Regions from separate parts of the Homo sapiens genome. Here region 1 is linked to region 2. The links are chromatin loops, found by intact Hi-C in ENCODE. Cell type or tissue: CD4-positive, alpha-beta T cell. All regions are shown on one strand. Links, peaks and the distances in the headings refer to the core of each region. The heading gives the core; the rest is flanking DNA.

What was found. Hi-C counts contacts between places; a loop is a spot of excess contacts. Peaks named below come from ENCODE experiments on the same cell type or tissue, not always from the same donor. Only the 100,000 strongest peaks of a DNase experiment are listed, where the experiment ranks them.
Region 1: a loop joins it to region 2, with 9 times the contacts of the local background. A loop is called at or near these places in 23 of 110 quality-filtered maps.

Annotation. Positions count from the first base shown.
Region 1 is chr5:126,799,324-126,804,705 of GRCh38, reverse strand. All of the region lies in intron 1 of LMNB1 (lamin B1), which reads right to left. Among named protein-coding and RNA genes, the nearest start is that of LMNB1, 25 kb to the right of the region's middle. In CD4-positive, alpha-beta T cell, for the core only: no CTCF peak of the experiment used is centred there; a DNase peak (open chromatin) is centred at 2,575.
Region 2 is chr5:126,654,386-126,659,767 of GRCh38, reverse strand. LOC105379162 (a long non-coding RNA gene) reads left to right here. Exons shown (of 3, transcript XR_001742530.1): 3 at 1-5. Among named protein-coding and RNA genes, the nearest start is that of SPMIP10, 25 kb to the right of the region's middle. In CD4-positive, alpha-beta T cell, for the core only: CTCF peaks have their summits at 2,969 and 3,184 (motif pointing left); a DNase peak (open chromatin) is centred at 3,187.

The DNA.
Region 1 (5,382 bases), core at 146-5,145, 150 kb before region 2:
AAGGGACAAACAAAAGAAGTAGTTTAAATAAAGGCTCCCATCACCTATCAAAATTAGAGAAGCAATTCACAAGCACTGGATCTAGAGTTTTTGTTGGCTAACATTCTCTTTCAATGTCACATGATTACTAATAACTATGGGTCAAAGACGTCCATATTAAAGACCAATGTACCAGAATCCTGCTTGTCCTTGAGTGAGACTGCATGTCCCCCTTGTTCTATAAAGAGGCACACTAACACAGGATATTTTTGAAGAAATGAAAATTCATTTTTTAAATATAATGCATATTATAAGCCAAAACATACAGGAACTGTAAGTCAGGATATCATGCTGAGCGCAGTGGCTTACGTCTGTAATCACATCACTTTGAGAGGCTGATGTGGGAGGATCACTTGAGACCAGGAATTCAAGACCAACCTAGGCAACATAGCAAGACCCCAAATCTACAAAAAAAAAAAAAAAAAAAAGAGCCTGGCACAGTGGCACACATTTGTAGTCCCAGCTACTTGGGAGGCTTAGGCGGGGACATCGCTTGAGCCCAGGAGGTTGAGGCTGCAGTGAGCCATGACTGCACAACTGTACTGCAGCTGGGCAGTAGACCAAGACCCAGTCTCAAAAAAAAAAAGAAAATCAAATTACACTAAATGAGAAGAAAAGGTTATTTTAAAAAGTAATGTTATAACCCAATGCATGATACTGAAACTCCCCTGATATTAGTAAGAACTAATTGACCCCAAGCTTGCAAGTACCTCCCATTTTGTTACATAGAGGTAACAATAAATAACGGCCTCCCTAATATTTTGCATAAAAATTATTTCAGTTTATAAAACCAACTACCAAAAAACTGAGGTTCAGGGCCGGGCACGGTGGCTCATGCCTGTAATCCCAGCACTTTGGAAGGCCAAGGCTGGCGGATCACTTGAGGTCAGGAGTTCGAGACCAGCCTTGCCAACATGGTAAAACCTCGTCTTTACCAAAAAATACAAAAACTTAAGCTGGGCATGGTGGCGCAATGCCTGTAGTCCCACCTACTCGAGAGGCTCAGGCAGGAGAATCACTTGAACTCAGGAGGTGGAGGTTGCAGTGAGCCGAGACCGCACCACTGCACTCCAGCCTGGGTGACAGAGAGAGACCTTGTATCAAAAAAACAAACAAACAGGCCGGGCGTGGTGGCTCATGCCTGTAATCCCAGCACTCTGGGAGGCTGAGGTGGGCGGATCACCTGATGTTGGGAGTTCAAGACCTGCCTGACCAACATGGAGAAACCCCGTCTCTACTAAAAATACAAAAAAATTATCCAGGCATGGAGGCGCATGCCTGTAATCCCAGCTACTCAGGGGGCTGAGGAAGGAGAATCACTTGAACCCAGGAGGCAGAGGTTGCAGTGAGCCGAGATTGTGCCATTGCACTCCAGCCTGGGCAACAAGAGTGAAACTCCGTCTCAAAAACAACAAAAACAAAAAACAAGCTGAGGTTCAAACTGAAGTTTCTTTTTCTCTAAATATCACTTTTTTTTTTTTTTGAGATGGCATCTCACCATCACCTAGGCTGGAGCGCAGTGGGGCGATCTCGGCTCATTGCAACCTCTGCCTCCTGGTTTCAAGTGGTTCTCATGCCTCAGCCTCCCAAGTAGCTGGGATTACAGGCATGCGGTACTAGGCCGAGATAATTTTTTGTATTTGTAGTAGAGATAGGGTTTGCCTATTTTGGCCAGGCTGGTCTCGAACACCTGGCCTCAAGTGATCTGCCAGCCTCAGCTTCCCAAGATGCTGGGATTACAGGCATGAGCTGCTGCACCCGGCCTCTAAATAACCACTTTTTTTTAAATGGAGTTCTACATTATAAAATTATAGTTCATTTGGATATATTTTGCCCAATAATTATATTTTAAAGGTCAGTATTTCTCTCATCCAAATAATTATTAACAGTAGTTACACAGAGAAGCCTTAATAATACCAAAATTATTGCCGGGCATGGTGGGCCATGCCTGTAATCCCAGCATTTTGGGAGGCCGAGGCAAGTGGATCACCTGAGGTCAGGAGTTTGAGGCAAGCCTGGCCAAAATGAAGCCCTGTCTCTATAAAAAATACAAAAATTAGCAGGGCATGGTGGGGTGTGCCTGTAATCCCAGCTACCTGGGAGGCTGAGGCAGGAGAATTGCCTGAACCCGGGAGGTAGAGGTTGCAGTGAGCCGAGATCATACCACTGCACTCCAGCCTGGGTGACAGAGTGAGACTCCGTCTCAAAAAATAATAATAACATCAAAATTATTAATACCTGTTCTTAAAACTGCTATTGTATTTTTCTTGGAGAAACAGGATCTTAAAAATAAACTAAAAAAGTAAAAGAGTACTTTTACTTACTGATGTTTGAGGACTGGCTAAAGGAGGAATCTTTAATTAATAAAAATTTCAAAATAATATTGTAATATTAAAATAAAGTGAAGAAATAAACTGGCCAAATGTTGATCACATATGAAAAGATTTAATAGTATTCACTTTTTACTCATCATAAAAGCTCAGCAGTCATGCCACATGCTTAAATCTCATGCTTTAAAACACCACACGATGGCAGGCTTTAACTGAAGACTAGTCCAGAAGAGGAAAAAATTAACTGTTAAAAAAAATCCCATACTGTAATAATTTACAACCAAAATGCCTAGTTCACACAAGTGCTGGGTCTCCACAGGAATGAACTGACACTTGTGAAGGAGTCTCTATTTTGCCCCACTATAAAACTACCAGAAGGGCTAGGATACATGTCATAAGACATATGACTGAAAATAAAACCATATTTTAAATGCAGTATTACACAATACTTACAAAAGCTACTGACTCAAAATTAATTACTTAACAATTACAAACAGTAATTTTTAAAGCTCAGGTCATAATGTGGTACTTCTCAATGTGATCCTGCCTCATGGCAGGAGAATGACCTGTGCCTTCCAGGGACCAAAATGGTCCAGCAAGAATGATACTGCATAAAACAGCATGTCAACTTTACAAGTTATTGTATGGAACAACCTGTAAAATCGGCATATTTTATGCAGTATTGTTCTTGTTTATTTGACTTCACAGATTTAATAAGTAATACATGCAAATAGCTCAAAACTCAAGATGTCATACTACCAAGTGAAAGATACTGTGTTCAACATCTTGTGGAGTGTAGAAAACACAAGAAGCCAAAAATTAACCCAAGGCAGTACATCCAGATGACTAGAATATGGTGATTTCTTCCATAAAAATAAAAACCAAAGAAGATAAGGAGGACAGGGGATGAAGAGAGTATTTACTTGTGGTACCCTGAGGGCCACCCAATGATACCAGTGGAAATTTTATAGGAGCTTTAATTTCAATCATGACTAATGCTTCTACTGTTCATTTTATGTCAAGTTCTTAGTCACATAAAACACTGTTCTATGAAAATATAAATTGTTCTGTTATAAATTACTTCTTGGCCAAGTGCGGTGGCTCACGTCTATAATCCCAGCACTTTGGAAGGGAGACTAGCCTGGGCAACACGGTGAGACCCCATCTCTACTAAAAATAAAAAAAATTAGCCAGGCGTGGTGGCACATGCCTGTAGTCCCAGCTACTAGAGGGGCTGAGGCGGGAGAATCACTTGATCCCAGGAGGTCGAGGCTGCAGTGAGCCCTGATCGTGCCACTGCACTCCAGCCTTGGTGAGAGAGTGAGACCCTACCACCAAAAAAAAAAAAAAAAAATTATATATATATATATATATATATATATATAGTCTGGCTGCAATGGCTCACACTTGTAATCCCAGCACTTTGGGAGGCCGAGGCAAGCGGATCACCTGAGGTTGGGAGGTCAAGACCAGCCTGACCAACATGGAGAAACCCAGTCTCTACTAAAAATACAAAATTAGCCAGGCGTGATGGCACATGCTTGTAATCCCAGCTACTCAGGAGGCTGAGGCGGGAGAATCGCTTGAACCCGGGAGGCAGAGGTTGCGGTGAGCCAAGATTGTGCCATTGCACTCCAGCCTGGGCAACAAGAGTGAAACTCCGTCTCAAAAAAAAAAAAAAAAAAAAAAAAAGAAGATACAGTGTAGGGTCCAGTGTCCCATCAAGCCCCATCCCAACAGTCCTAGTTTTCTGCAAAACAGTTTGAAAACTTCTGACCACCAAGAAATATGCAAGCTCCTTGGCATGGCAGTCCCCCTAGAAAGCCCTTCAGGTCTAAGTCCTAAAGACCTTCTGAGCCTCGGACTTCACTCTCCCCCACTCCATGCCATCTATTCCCATTCCTAACTCCATCTAATTCCTAACCAACTGCCATTGGAAACTAAGACCAAGGATGGAACAAATGTCATCCTTCCTCTGTAATGCTTCCCTGCTTTACCTCTCCTAGCAGAAAAAAATCATGTACCTTTCTGGGCTCCACAGCACTTGGTGCATCATTCTCATATGGTGCATGGTATATACATCTTTTTAAAATTTAAGATTCCATGTCTGTCTCCTACACTGGAATGTGGGTAAAATGAGATTACCTTCAGATCCTCAGTGCCTGGCAATGTCTGGTATAGGGTGGGGATACTCAATAAAATTTCTGTTAAAAAATGAAAGAAGCAAGCCACAGGAAAGCAGTGCTTACAATTTTACTTTAATATAACAACTCATGAAAAGATAAGTACTCAGCCTCTGTTACAGAGGACCCAGGTTATTCTGAGACCCAAATAGTCAATCTAGATCTGCCCTGCAGTGCCTGTACAAGCCACCACAGCCTTCACAAGCAGGTGGGCAGCAGGCATTGTACCAGGCACTGAAGAGAACTCAAGAGTCAGCTACCGCCCTTGGTGCAAAGTAATTTATAGTCTCTTCTCATAAGAGGTTATGAACACACTTTTGCTTTTTCTAACCCACACAAATGTACAGTGGCATTTATATGCACTCTTATGCACAGGTACACAGGAGAGTTTCGAGACGGTGCGGAAAGGCTCAGTCCAGGTCCCTAGTTTTGAGACATATTTACCTAATCCAGCAGACATTACTGAGTATCTACTATGTACTACCAGGAAGAGAAAGATAAATAAATAAGACAGGGTCCCAACTAAGTGCGTTTTTAGTATTCCCTTCCTTCTTCTGGACCCTCAGTACCTTTACTGCTCAGGGTCAGGCACTAGGCCATGTCACCACACTTAGGTGTGTAGCTGTCTAGGTAGCATAAAGACTTATCTTGCAGATGCTGAAGTAAAATGATGAAAAGGGACTTGTGGGGCTACCTGCACTGGGAGCTCAGGGCAGACAGTTCTTACAGCTGTCCTTACCTTGTGAGCCCTTTAACTCCACAAACAAATTGTTCTGTGTTCATATATTTTTCCTCTTCCTCCTTAGGCCACAATATTAACAGTGAAAAAG
Region 2 (5,382 bases), core at 306-5,305:
GTGCGATCTTGGCTCATTGCAACCTCCACCTCCCGGGTTCAAGTGATTCTTCTGCCTCAGCCTCCTGAGTTTCGAGGATTACAGGTGTGTACTACCACATCCACCTAAAGGAAAGCCAACTTCTTTTTTTTTTTTTCAGACAGGGTCTCACTCCATCACCCAGGCTAGAGTGCAGTGGTATGATCTCGGCTCACTGCAACCTCCGCCTCCTGGGTTCAAGCGATTCTCCTGCCTCAGCCTCCTGAGTAGCTGGAATTACAGGGGCCTGCCATTGTGCCTGGCTAATTTTTTTTTTTTTTTTTTTTTGAGACAGAGTTTGGCTTTTGTCGCCCAGGCTGGAGTGCAACGGTGCGATCTCAGCTCACTGCAACCTCCGCCTCCCAGGTTCAAGGGATTCTCCTGCCTCAGTCTCCCAAGTAGCTGGGATTCCAGGCCCATGCCACCACGCTTGGCTAATTTTTGTATTTTTAGTAGAGATGGGGTTTCACCATGTTGGCCAGGCTGGTCTCAAACTCCTGACCTCAGGAGATCCACCCACCTCAGCCTCCCAAAGTTCTGGGATTACAAGCATGAGTCACCGCGCCTGGCCTAAGAATGCTATTTTTTGAAATAGAAAATGTATATTTATATTAGACCAGGAGCTCAGTCCTCAAGTAGGTTCAAAACTCTTTCTTTGTGTTTTTGTTTTCTTGTTTTTTAAGAGACTTTTCTCCGAAAATAAGAAAAAAGAAAAAAAGTTTAAAAAAAAGAAAAAAAGGTAAAAAAAAAAAACAAAAAAGGAAAAAAAGAGTTAAACTTTTCTCCTAGTAAAAATGGCCAAGTAAAATGGCTAAGCTAGTAAAAATAGCTAAGAAGTCCAGAGTTCATTGTTACAAATCATTTACAATGAAGATTCATCTGTTTTTTGGGAGGAGTTTGGGGGGACAGTGTCTCACTCTGTCACCCAGGCTGGAGTGCAGTGGTGCATTTATGGCTCACTGCAGCCTCCAACTCCTTGGCTCAAGCTGTCTTCCTACCTCAGCCTCCCAAGTAGCTCCGTGCGAAGCACTGTGGTAAAAGTGAGGGGAAATACCAAGAGGATTAAGGCACGGTCTCAGTCCTTAAGAAGATTTATACAGGCAGAATAGTGATAGAAAACACTGAAGCCCAGCAAAAGAGATTATTTCCAACACGACAGATATGAGAGGGAAGACTTCATGGACGAAATGCAGCTGAACTGGGCTTTGAATGGCTGGAAGGTCAGCATATGGTTATATCCAGCAAGTTTGAAAAACAAAAGAGCTAAATCCAAGAAAAAGCACAGGCTAGGTATGAGGACTTTGAAGGAAGTTGTTGCCGAGAAAGGAGTGTGAGTGCAAGCGTATGTGGGGGCGCTGGGGGTGGTATGACCATCATACAGTAAGATGCAGCTGTACTAATGAAGATTGACTGGAGTTGGATGGTGATGGTCCCTATAGAACATTATGTTGTGGATGTTTGAATCATTAATTTTTTTGGTAATAAAATATGCATAACATAATATTTATTATTTTAACCATTTTTGAGTGTAAGTTCAGTGGCACTAAGTACATTGACATTGTTGTGGAATCACCGTCACCATCCATCCACAGAACATTTCATGAATGGCTTTTTTTTTTTAGACAGTCTTGTTCTGTCACCCAAGCTGGAGTGCAGTGGCGATCTCAGCTCACAGCAACCTCCATCTCTCGAGTTCAAGCAATTCTCATGCCTCAGCCTCCTGAGTAGCTGGGACCACAGGCCCGCGCCACCACGCCCGGCTAATTTTTTTAATTTTTAATAGAGAAGGGGTTTTGCCATGTTGGCCAGGCTGGTCTCAAACTCCTGACCTCAAGTGATCCACTCTCCTCGGCCTCCCAAAGTGCTGGGATTATGGGCATGAGCCACCGCACCCTGCCTATGAATGGCTTTTTAACAGAAAGATGAAGGGACCACAGGTGACTACATCATTCTAGTAGCAGCATACAGAATTAACTGAATTGTCCCAATTTATTTATGGGAAAGGTGAGAGAGGAGGCAGGGGATGAACTAAGAGGTTATTGTAAGACACTTGGTGCCAGGAGAGTAGTTCCCACAGTGAAAATTAAAGAGCGGACAGCTATGCTAGGTGTGGTGGCGTGCGCCTGTAGTCACGGCTTGGAGGTTGCAGTGAGCTCAGATCGCACCACTGCACTCCAGCCTGGGGGACAGAGTGAGACCCTGTCTCAAATAAACAAACAAAACAAAACAAAAAACCCATCATTACCACCACAAAATAAAAACAATATTGTGAATTAGCTATCAGTATCCCCACTTTCAAGATGAGAAGCTGAGGATGAGGCCTGTGGTGTATGGAGCATGCTTAAAGTTGCACAGTAAGTGATGGAGTCAAAACTCAAATACCGGCCGGTCACGGTGGCTCACGCCTGTAATCCTAACACTTTGGGAGGCCAAGGCAGGCAGATCACCTGAGGCCAGGAGTTTGAGACCAGCCTGGTCAACATGGTGAAACCCTGTCTCTACTGAAAATACAAAATAAATTAGCCGGGCATCGTGGTGCACACCTGTAAACCCAGCTACTTGGGAGGCTGAGGCAGGAGAATCACTTGAACCCGGGAGGCAGAGGTTGCAGTGAGCTGAGATCGCACCACTGCTGAGATCCAGGCTGGCTGACAGAGCAAGACACCGTCTCAAAAACAAACAAATAAACAAAAACAAAAAACACAAAAAAACCTCAAATCCTAGTTGGTCTAACTCCCAAGTTGATGCTTTGAAGTACTGTACTAATGGTTTTTAGTTTGTCCCTGGAAAAGTTTGGTTTTCCTGTTTAAATGTATTCTCTCTTGTTTTCTCTTTTTCTACTTTCAAAGTTTTACATATCAGATAAAATTCTCTGTGGCTTAGTAAAGTGCTAGGTACTAATGAGAATAATCCAAAGGCTATAAGTTTCCATTTGTTGATAATACTCCACTTGAAAACTTGTTAGTTACAGAGGCACTGATAGATGTTTATGTCTAACTTCTATAATATCATAATATCTCTAGGAAATATAATATCATATTTCTAAAGAAAAAGTTTTCCCTTAGTAAAAAAGAGCAAAACAAAACAAACAAAAACCCCAAAACAATTTATCAGAAAGGCTTTGCTTTTTCTTAAGCGACGCAACACCGACCTCTTCTGGTCAGGAAGCGGAAGTATTAGGCAAATAATGAACTTGGAAAAATCAGGGTGGAAAAGTCAAGTTAAGGAGAAAATAGACTAGGAAACAGGTTTCACAGAAGACTTGACATTTATCTTGGATTTGAAACTCTAACAGACAGAACAGAGGGAGAGTGCATTCCACACGAGGAGCAGTGTATACAAAGCAAAAATTGTTCCGTCTTTTCTGATAAAATACATCTGCTGTAGATAATTTTTATTTTCTTTCTTCCTTTTTTTTTTTTTTTTTTTTTGTTTTGAGACAAGGACTTACTCTGTCACCCAGGCTGGAGTGCAGTGGTGCAGTACGGCTCACTGTAGCCTCGACCTCTCAGGCTCAAGTGGTCCTCCCACCACAGCCTCTGGAGTAGCTGGGACAACAGGAGTGCACCACCACGCCCAACTAATTTTTGTATTTTTGGTAGAGACGGAGTTTTGTTATGTTACCCAGGTTAATCTCGAACTCCTGGGCTCAAGCAATCCCCTTGCTTCAGCCTCCCAAAGTGTTGGAATTACAGGTGTGAGCTATCGCCCAGCCCAGCCATGCTGTTGATAATTTTTAAAGGTATAAGGATATAAATAAGAATCATCCATAACTCCTCCATGCAGAAATAATACTGGAAACAATTGGATGCACTGACTTTGTTTTCTGGTCATATGCGTTATTTTTGTCCACAAAACTAGGTAAATCTCAACTTATTTAGTATTCTATCACACACATCTTCCCACATTCTAAAAAGAAGAAAAAGATGTTTTCTGAAAGGCAGGCTTCTATCAGTAAATCACGTTAAAGTCAGAGAAGACGTCTTACTGAGTATTTTTATATTGATCCCCATTTGCCAGGGCCTCACTGAATGCCCTGAGATTCACACAGCTTGGTGAGTGGGGTGCTGGCTAGATTCCAGCCACTGCTCACCTCCTCTCCCATACTCCCCTATATGGGATTCACCTACAGACCTGCTCTTGGTGATGCTCAGCCTGACAAGAAGCTAATGAGTAACTGTGAAATGTAATCACCAGTATTCTCAGCATATGAAAATTATACTCACTGGCATTTTTTGCAATCACTGGGACTAACCCACCCAGCATAATATTCTGCTCTCTTGTGCGGAAGTTTACAATCTCAAACTAACAAATTGTGGAAGAAGAGGGCTCTGAAAGGAGTAGGCCAAAGGTATAAATTAATTAGAGTTTACATTTAAGAGAGTGAAATTAAATGAGGAATGATAGAATTGCTCATTGGGAAATAACTTGGAGGGGTCACAGAAACTTAGGGAAAATTAAGCAGAAAAGCAGAAAAATGGATATTTTAGGATAATGAGATAGTCTTCGAGTCAGATCTCACAGAATGGTGAATGGATTAGCATGGTCAACCTAAGTAACAGAGAGAGGGTCTCTAAGAGAAAATGATATTTGGGAATAAAGCTTTGCAATCATTAACTATATGTGTATTCAGGGAGGTAAAAGAAGACAAAGGATTTTTAAAGGAAATAAGGAGGATTATATAATTGTTTTATAATAATTATCTTTGGCTACGAAGATCAATAACAAAGGTGATACCAGTCCAAAGGTGGACAGGCAGTTGCAGGGCAGATGTCCTTACAGAAGTATTTTTTGTTTAAGGTTTTGGTAGCTTTTGTGTGAGGCTGTGGTTTTTGCAGAGCCTTTTGTGATGTTTTTGTTTTCAGGCATACAAGTGTGAGAACTCTCTCTTCGTAGCCTTTCTGGTTCTATTTGTTAGGGTTTTGTGTGTGTTTTTTTTTTAACAGTAGTGATTTTATTTTCATTCTGACAACTTTCACATTTTCCTCTGTTGATCAAGGTCTTTCTCTGAAAGTATCACTGATTAATCACCCTGTACTTAGGTATTTTGCTTTGTTTGTTTTGTTTTTTGAGACAGAGTCTTGCTCTGTCACCCTGGCTGGAGTGCAGTGGCAAGATTTCAGCTCACTGCAACCTCTGCCTTCCCAGTTCAAGCAATTCTCCTGCCTCAGCCTCCAGAGTAGCTGGGATTACAGGCATGTGCCACTACACTTAACTAATTTTCATGTTTTTTATAGAGATGGGATTTTGCCATATTGGCAAGGCTGGTCTCAAACTCCCAGCCTCAAGTGATCTGCCGCCTCGGCCTCCCAAGGTGCTGGGATGACAGGCATGAACCACCGCGCCCAGCCTGTACTTAGGTTT